Regions from separate parts of the Homo sapiens genome. Here region 2 is linked to region 1. The links are chromatin contacts, found by Hi-C or POLR2A ChIA-PET in ENCODE. All regions are on one chromosome and are shown on one strand. Each heading gives the region's core, a stretch centred on a gene start or an enhancer-like site at or near the end of the contact. The rest is flanking DNA. Distances are from core to core; before and after follow the strand shown.

Region 1 (4,529 bases), core at 655-3,154:
CAGAGGCTTTGACGATTGTCTCCGAAATATAATTGGGGATTAAAATTGGCACCAAGCACTCAAGTAACTAGCTGAAGGCCGCTGAGGAGATGGGCGGCAGAGCTGAGGTTTGGCCTGGGCAGTTTGCTGCAGACCTGGTTGTAAAGCCCAAGCTGCTTCCCCTGGGCACAGCTCCACCGTGCTAAGCCCAGAGTGTGCCTCTGTGAGGTCATGGCTGCCGACCTTCAGAAGACCCCTGCGACCTAAAGTTTGCTTTTATTTTGAAATAGATACTTTTTTTTTTCCTGATTTATACAAGTAAAACACGGCTGGTCGCATTGGCCCACGCCTGTAATCCCAGCACTTTGGGAGGCCGAGGTGGATGGATCACCTGAGGTGAGGAGTTCGAGACCAGCCTGGCTAACGTGGCGAGACCTTGTCTCTATTAAAAATACAAAAATTAGCTAGGTGTGGTGGCACATGCCTGTAATCCCAGCTACTTGAGAGACTGAGGCAGGAGAATTGCTTGAACCCAGGAGGCAGATGTTGCAATGAGCCAAGATCGCGCCACTGCACTCCACTCCGGGCGACAGAGCAAGATTCCATCTTAAAAAAAAAAAAAAAGTAAAACACATATATTTCAGAAATTTTTTAAAGTACAGAAAAACACAAAGAGGAAAAGTAAAATCCTCTGTAATCCCACAGCCCAGAACTAAGCACTGTTAACATCTGGGGACCTCCTTCTAGTCGTTCCTCTTGCTGTCAACATGCATATTTAGTAAAAGTCGCCATCACACCATTCTGTAATTTTTAAACAGCCTTATTGAGATCTAATTGTCTAAAATAGATATTGAAAATATACAATTTGATAAGTTCTGACATATGTATACATCTGTGAAGCCACCACTGCAATCAAGATGCTGAAGCTAAGCTGGGGGCCGTGGCTGACGTCTTGAATTCCAGTTACTCGGGGGCTGAGGCAGGAGGATTGCTTGAGGCCAGGAGTTCGAGACCAGCCTCAGCAACATAGTGAGACCCCCCCCCACCCCCCGCCCCCATCGCTTAAAAGAAAAACCAAACAAAAAGATGCTGACAATCTGTCACCCCCGAATGTCTCCTCAGGCCCCTTTGGTAACCCTTCCCTCGCTGCTCTCCCTTCCCAGTGTGGACATCCAGAACTCAGAGACTTTTGGCTAGGATCACAGGTCTGGGTAGCAGGCACCTGGCCCGGGGGCTGGCCTAAGCTCTGTCTCCTGGCCAGGATGTGCTTCAGGGAGAACCAACAATATCGCCTTGTGCAGGCCAAAGGGTGCGTTTGATTTTGTCAGTTTCCTCCGGCAGCTCAGCTAACTCCCCACGAGTCGGCTTCCTTCCCCGCAGCCCCGTCATGGAACCTTCCAGTTCGCTAAAGGGGGTTCCACCCTGAGTGGGCTCTGCAGCCTTGTCTGGGCCAGTTGCTGGGGCCCCCGTGTGGCTCGTATAATGGGTGCGTGTTGCCCCTCCAGGTGGAGTTGGAGCTGGGGCGGAGCCTGCCCGCGTGTTGGGGTGTGCAGCAGGCTGCCTTGGAGCACCTGACTCGTTTTTAGCCGCTTTTAATGGGTGTCTTTCTGCATCCTGTTACTCATGCACTTCAGTGAGCAGAGTTTCCTGAGTGTAATTTCATCTTTTCTCTATGACTCAGGGCTGTATTTGCAGCCTAATTTGCTAATGTCAGGTGGCAGATGGAGTGAACAGTGTGGGTGGACGGGGCCAGCCCCAGCAGTGCCACTGGAACTTACTTTCCTGCAAAGACCACATGCTTCAGCTGGTCTTTTTGGCTGTGTTCTCCAGCCTCCGGAGGCAGAATGGAGGTTGGGTTTCTGCCTGGCCTACTGGCAGCCTATGACGCTACCAACTGATTAGCAAATCAAAGGCCAAAGCAGCCTTCTCTTAAACGGCTTTGTCACCCTCCAGCAAATCAGCATCGCAGACTCTCTTACTTGTACATTGTTTCACAGTTCTGGACACTTTCACACGCATTTTCTCCTTTGAGCTTCAGAACGCCCCTGTGAGAAAAGCAGGCAATTGTTCCTTTCCCAGTTTAGATCTGACTACACAGCAGGCTCCAAAATCAATGCCAGGTCCATTAACGACCTGACAGGCAGAATACCAACCCTTACAAAGCGAGTATAGGATAATATCTCTTGACCTTGGGGGTACAAAGAATTTCTTGAAAGCACTAATTGTTAAGAAAAAGATGAATAAATTCTACTAATTTTAAAAGGGAAAAGAAAAAAGAAAAGCTCTGTTCATCAGAGGATGCGACGAATAAAGCTTTAGAAAGACCAATGCAGGATCAGAGTCCAGAGTACATAAAGAACTCCTAGAAATAAATAAGAAAAAAGACCAGGAAAACCCGACCAGGTGTTTTGCAAAACAGGAAATATACATTGTCCATCAACATGTAAAAGATGCTTAACTTTATTAGAAATAAAGAAAACGCAAAATAAAGCCACTAGGAAATACCATTCTATAACCATCAGATTGGCAAAGATAAAAAGAATGGCAGTTCCTTCGGGCTGGGTGTGTTGGCTCATGCCTGTAATCCCAGCAATTTGGGAGGCTGAGGCAGGAAGATCGCTTGAGCCCAGGAGTTTGAGACCACCCTGGGCAACACAGTGAGAACTCATCTCTACAAAAAGCACAAAAATTAGTCAGGCATGGTGGCACATACCTGTGGTCCCAGCTACTTGGGAGGCTGAGGCGGGAGGATCACTTGAGCCTGGGAGGACGAGGCTGCAGTGAGCCAAGATCATGCCACCATGATCCAGCCTGGGTGGCAGAGTGAGATCCTGTCTCAAAAACATTTTTTTAAAATAATAAATTAAAAAAACAAAACAAAACTGCAGGGCGGGGTGCAGTGGCTTGCGCCTGTAATCCCAGCACTTCGGGAGGCCGAGGTGGGCGGATCATGAGGTCAAGAGATTGAGACCATCCTGGCCAACATGGTTAAACCTCGTCTCTACTAAAAACACAAAAATTAGCTGGGCGTGGTGGCGGGAGCCCGTAGTCCCAGCTGCTTGGGAGGCTGAGGCAGGAGAATCGCTTGAACCCGGGAGGCAGAGGTTTCAGTGAGCCAAGATCACACCACTGCACTCCAGCCTGGGCAACAGGGTGAGACTCCATCTCTCAAAAAAAAAAAAAAAAAAAAAAAAAAGACTGGAGTTTCAAGTGTTAACAAGAATGTAGGACACAGGGAACTCTGCCTGCCCACTGGCAAGCGTGTAAGTTCCACCCCGTTGAGTAGCAATTAGACTTATCTTGATGAGTTGTTATTGCTCTGATCTGGGCTGCACAGTTAAGACTTACCTTTGCCCTCTTTGACCCAAGTGCAGCTCCACTCCTACGGCACAGTTTGCAGGGAGGTTCGGGGCAGCACAGTTTGCAATTTCAAAACAACAATAAAACCTGTAAGCAAACCATATAACTTTTCAAAGTAAAATGGATAAATTGTGGGATATCATATAATAGAACATGACAGAGAAAATGAATGAGCCTCGGCTTCACTCATTAACAAATGAATTTCAAGAACATGACATGGAATGGTGTCTTTATTTTTTGGGGCTGCTGTAACAAAGTACCGCACACTGGGTGGCTGGACAGCAGAAACGTGTTGTCTCCCAGTTCTAGGGGCGAGGAGATCAGGGTGCCGACAGGGCCACGTTCCCTGGGAAGGCGTGGGAGGAGGACCTGTTCCCCGCCTCTCTCCCGGCTTCGTCCGGAAGCCTGACTCCAGGCTTCATGTGGTGTTCTCCCTGCTGGTGGCTCTGCCTCTGTCCTGTGTTCTGCTTGTTATAAGGACACCAGTCGTATCGAATGAGGGTCCACTCTAATGAGTGCCTCTCACCTTGAGCACCTCTGTAAAGACGGTGTCTGCAAACGGGGTCACGGCTTAAAGTATTAGGGGTTAAGACTCCAACATATCTTTTTTGGAGGGACAGAATTTAATCCATAAATGTTTAAAAGTAGTAGAATACACAAAATGTGATACCATTAGCATAAAGTTTAAGGATACGTACATACATAACCGTCTAATGAAAAGGAAGGGAATGATAAAGGCTAGGTTTGGAATGTGACTCCTCTCGGGTTGAGGGAGGGAAAGGTGACTGGGGCTTCCCATGCCTGGGCATTCGTCTAGTTCTTTTTTTTTTTTTCCCCAAGACAGGGTCTCACTCTGTCGCCCAGGCTGGAGTGCAGTGGTGCGATCTCAGCTCACTGCAAGCACCGCCTCCCGGGTTCACGCCATTCTTCTGCCTCAGCCTCCCGGGTAGCTGGGACTACAGGCGCCTGCCACCACGCCCGGCTAATTTTTGTATTTTTAGTAGAGACGTGGTTTCACCGTGTTAGCCAGGATGGTCTCGATCTCCTGACCTCATGATCCGCCCGCCTCGGCCTCCCAAAGTGCTGGGATTACAGGCGTGAGCCACCGCGTCCGGCCATCTATTTCTTAAGCTCAATGGCAGATGCATAGGTTTGTTTTAATATTCTTGATAACATAAAACATACCAGTT
Region 2 (4,529 bases), core at 979-3,478, 1.1 Mb before region 1:
GTGTCACTTTTGAGACTAAGTGATGAAAGGCATTGTGGCTTCTTCTGTCTCGCCATCTTGAATCACTTGCTCTGTTGGACGTCAGCCGCTACGTCATGAAGACACTCAAGCAGCCCTATAGAAAGGTCTTCATGGTGAGAAATTGAAGCCTCCGCCCAATAGCCAGCATCAACTTACTAGCTATGTGAATGATCCATGCTGAAAGAGCCTCCCGTAGTCCCCCTGAAGCCTTCAGATGACTGCAGCCCTGGCAGGCTTCTTGACTGCAACATCATAATGCCCTGAGCCAAAACCACCCAACTATGCCGCTCCTGAATTCCTGACACACAGAAACTGAGATAATATTTATCGCTGTTTAACTTACTAAGCTAATAAGTTTTAAACCCTTAAGCTTTGAGGAACTTTTTTTTTATCCAGCAATAAGTAACTAATAAAGATGGGTAGAAAGGAGGAATGAAGAGTAAAGAGCCTTTATTCATTGTTCATATATGTTCATTTGCTAGGCACTTGCTGCCGGCACCTTAGGCTAAGGGTAGAACAAGTGCTGGGTTCACTGCTGCTTTTGTACACCGCTGACAACCAAATAGGGCTGTCACACAGAATGACAAGAAAAAAGGACACGTCCTCTTTCCTCCCCTTCCTCCTTTTTGCTTTTAGGGGAAGGCTAGGATGACATTGAGAACTCACACAAATTTTGTTTTTGACTCCTCAGTGTCCCCTGGGAAAAGGTGCATTGGCCTTTGTGTACTTGCTACAAGGCTGTGTATCCTTGAGAGCAGGACTCGGATCTTATTTATTTCTATCCCCGTTTCCTAGCAAGTGAACATATATGAACAATAAATGTTATCAAGGGAGAGGGCAAATTTCCCTCCCTGTTTCTTCTGAATTCTGAAGAGATTCCATTGTTAGAATGGTTTCTTACTGCAACCATCCCATTCACAGTCCATCAGCGAAGTCTTGAGAGTATGATGCCTGTCATGAGCCACTTTCACTACTAAATAAATTCCGTCCCTCTGTTAAGTTCCCGGCTGTTAGGACACCTCTGCCTTCAGCACCGTTTGACCCTTCTATCCCATTTTCTCTATGCAATGTTGCTTTAACTGTTGTTCAAGATCCCAGGATGCTTGATCCGGGAAAGCACAGAGGTCTGCTGCCAACATACCAACATACCTCTCTGTCAAGTTGTCCAAAATCACAAGAGAAAGAGCCCTGGACTAGAGCTAGGAGACCTGAGTTCTCGGCTGCTCTGTTACTGATTAGCGTCTATGTCCTTGGACAAGTTGCTTCCCTTTTTCCGGACCTCGGTTCCTTGTCCTAGATAGGTTCTAAAGTCGGTGGGTCCTTACAGTAAGTTAGGATTCTAAGGTGCAATCCAAAAGTAAAACCAGTGGTCAGTATACCTCTGAGTAGCTGTTAAGGTTACAATACGAGGTTCCTCGGCCTTCCCTTTGGTAGCCAATGGATACGGCCTCAGTCAGAGGCCGTCAGGTTTACTGGGAAGAGCCTTCCGGTTTTGAAAGACAGGATCTCCGGGTTTCCAGTTCTGTCACTCACTCGGGGTAACTTTGGGCAAATTCTCTCTGGACCTCCTAATAGGGAGGTCCTCGTCACCCCGAGGAAGTTCGAAGACGTGGGCAGTGACTTGGAAAGCTTCCCGAGATTCCCCTTCTATAACCTGGGTGGCTCAGACCGGGAGCGGGGTCCCAGCCGGCCGGTAATTCCGCCCGGAGGTGCGCACGAAACAAACCTGCAGCGCTGGCCGAGGGCGGCTCAGCTTCGGAGGGCGCGACTCCGGGTGAGTTCTTAAAGGGACCGTCAGAGTTTGGGTAACACCTGCGATGCTGACCGGGCGGGGACGCAGGCTTGAGGGAAATGAATGAATGAATGAATGAGCGAATGAATGAACAAACCTTCTCTGCCCACCCTTAAGTATACCATACTCGGAATTAATCAGTTAGGCTTAAAAATCTTGTACTATAACCCTCAAACTCTTGCCAAGTTAACCAGTGTCTCTATTTCATATGTCCTTCTGTAATGAAACCCCTCCCCCCAAGCCTATTACTAAGGGACGAAGAGTAACTTAACAATCAGCCTGGAGTGGAAGGCAATGCAGAGTTGGCACCCCTCCCCGAACTCCTCCCTCTCCCTCTCCCAGGCCCCGCCCTCCCCGCCCCCTGGGAGGTGCAGTTGGCTCCTCCTTAAGGCGGCTTTTCCCCGGTGGGGATCTACCCCCGGGGTCGCCAGGCGCTGTCTCTGCCGCGGAGTTGGAAACGGCACTGCTGAGTGAGGTTGAGGGGTGTCTCGGTATGTGCGCCTTGGATCTGGTGTAGGCGAGGTCACGCCTCTCTTCAGACAGCCCGAGCCTTCCCGGCCTGGCGCGTTTAGTTCGGAACTGCGGGACGCGCCGGTGGGCTAGGGCAAGGTAAAGGCGGGCTCCTCCAGGGCCACCCCGGGCCACCTGTGGAGTCCGAGTGTTAACTCCTTTGTTCTCAGAGCCACTTCAGCGGCCGCCCTTTTAAGCGAAGAGGTTCCCTTAGGATGCTCCCCGGGTACCCCTTCCGTTCCCCTGCCCTCCCCCGACCCGCCTCCCCCTTCCAACCCGAAGGTAGCAGCGCGGGGAGCCCGGGGCTCGGCGCGAGCCGCCTCCTCACTTCCCATTGGCTGAGAGCGCCGGGAAAGCGGTCACGTGGGAGCGCGGCAGGCCAGCTCGGGGGCCGCCATCTTGGCGGAAAGTTTCGGGGGAGAGCGGTTGGGGGCGCGGAAGGAGGCGAGGTTCCGGGGGTGGGGCGTGCGGCAGCAACTGGGCGAGCGGGCCGGGGGGCCGCGGCGAGCGAGGAGGCGGCGCGGCCGAGAAGGAGGACGAGGCCGCGGGGGTGCGGCGGCCCAGGGGAGCTCCTCCCCCGTCCCTTCGCCCCCTCCGCTCGGCTCCGCGGGCCCCGGGCGGGGCGGGGGTACGTGGAGCGGGGCCGGGCTGGGGAGCTGCTCCGAGTCTGGCCGGGGCGCACCCCAGTTCCGAGCGCACGCCGCTCACCGGAACTTTGTGGCGGCGCCGCAGGTGTGGGGGCCCGCGGAGGTGTGCATGCGGGGCGCGAGGGCGTCGCGGAGAGCGGCCGCTGCCCTGTCCGGCCCCCGCTGGAGCAGCCCGGAGGCAGCGAGCAAGGAGAAAGGCAAGCGAGAGGAGGGGGCCCGAGCAGGGCGGGCGGCCAGTCCCGCTGGTCCCCTCTCAGCGCTCTGCGGCCGCTGCTGGCTCAGGGGCCAAGGGTCGGAGCGCTTCACCCGCCCGTACCCAGTAGCAGGTGGGGAGTGTGGATACTTGTGCGGGGGAAGAGGCGGCCTCAGGTCTAGGCTCTTTGGGGAGGGGACGCTTTCGAGGAGAGTTTGGAAGCCGACTTCTGTCTGTTCTTAATTTGGAGGGGTACCCACTCCAAGGAAAAGCTTTCCACGTTGACAGACAACTGCTGCGTTTTGAGACTCTTTCTTTGACTTGGTAAAACTTTGGAACGTGGGGTTTTCAAATAGGCTGCGAGGGTTTTCTATTTCGATAGGGGAAAATGCTAGTTTAACATGATTCTATCCTTTTTCCTTTCCGTTGTGTGTTTTAAAGGTGTGTGCCCTCTTCCTGATTCTGGAGAAAAATGCCGGTCCGGAAGCAAGGTGAGAGTTTATTCCGTAACTCTGTTGTCGATGTCACTTGCTTTTCCGTGTGTCAGTTTTTTGATTGCCGTTTTAGAATCGTTTGTGTAACTTTGATGAGACAGCACGGTCCTAGCTTTATTGCTTAGGGAATCTAAGCCTCATATCATTTCAGAAGATGGAAACACGAAAATGTTTGTTAAACTTTCTTAACATTTCTCTAGTGATTAAGAGAGGCAGTTAGCCCCCCCCCAACAGATGTCCTTAATAACCCTGAATTGGTGTTTTAGTATTTCACTCTATCATTCTTACTAAGCACTATTCTGTAAGCAACTGTGGGATACTAAGAATTTGTATTTTGAAATGTTAAAAATTTGGATTATGATGACAAATTGTAGATAATCTGCTTTTGCATTATCAGGTAATCTGAAACTGTTGCTAATACTTTGATCTTTTACTTTGGCAAACTACCAGTACACATTTATTCCAAACTGCTCACTCTCCTCCGTTTTCTAATGTGATATATGTTTAAATTTTTCTTGTATTTCTTTAATTTTTTTTTTTATTTTTTGGTCATTCTAAGGAATATGTGTACATGAACATAGTGACATCAATTGACCTGAAGGATTTGCGGAACTATTTAGATGTCATGCAGAATTATTTGCACTAGTATGTGATACTTTTTTTGTAAATAGAGAGTTTTAATCAGGCTCTGCTTTTTCTTCTCAGATACCCAGAGAGCATTGCACCTTTTGGAGGAATATCGTTCAAAACTAAGCCAAACTGAAGACAGACAGCTCAGAAGTTCCATAGAACGGGTTATTAACATATTTCAGAGCAACCTCTTTCAGGCTTTAATAGGTGGGAATTAAAACTTCGTAACTATTATGCCAGCT

Evidence for each region. A loop is a pair of places that touch in the nucleus more often than their neighbours do. ChIA-PET counts read pairs that join two places held with the same protein, here RNA polymerase II (POLR2A). Pooled maps may share reads with other maps.
Region 2: a pooled map shows a loop between it and region 1 (5-fold over the local background). The contact joins the promoter of DLG1 here to the enhancer-like site in region 1. A Hi-C loop is called at or near these places in 4 of 50 pooled maps. POLR2A ChIA-PET finds 5 or more read pairs at or near these places in 2 of 52 experiments (T-cell and naive thymus-derived CD4-positive, alpha-beta T cell).

What each region holds. Positions count from the first base shown.
Region 1 is chr3:196,176,951-196,181,479 of GRCh38, reverse strand. No RefSeq gene overlaps it. Among named protein-coding and RNA genes, the nearest start is that of ZDHHC19, 32 kb to the left of the region's middle. RefSeq lists an enhancer at 1,493-1,692. Within about 2 kb of position 1,904, at least 16 of the 41 ENCODE cell types and tissues checked have a DNase peak (open chromatin) inside an H3K27ac peak, as active enhancers do.
Region 2 is chr3:197,296,311-197,300,839 of GRCh38, reverse strand. It overlaps DLG1 (discs large MAGUK scaffold protein 1), which reads left to right and starts at 2,228. Exons shown (of 25, transcript NM_001366207.1): 1 at 2,228-2,304; 2 at 3,605-3,654; 3 at 4,363-4,494. The coding sequence starts at 3,636. DLG1-AS1 (DLG1 antisense RNA 1) reads right to left here and starts at 2,593. Exons shown (of 3, transcript NR_038289.1): 1 at 2,230-2,593; 2 at 1,748-1,862. RefSeq lists silencers at 2,052-2,181, 2,672-3,301.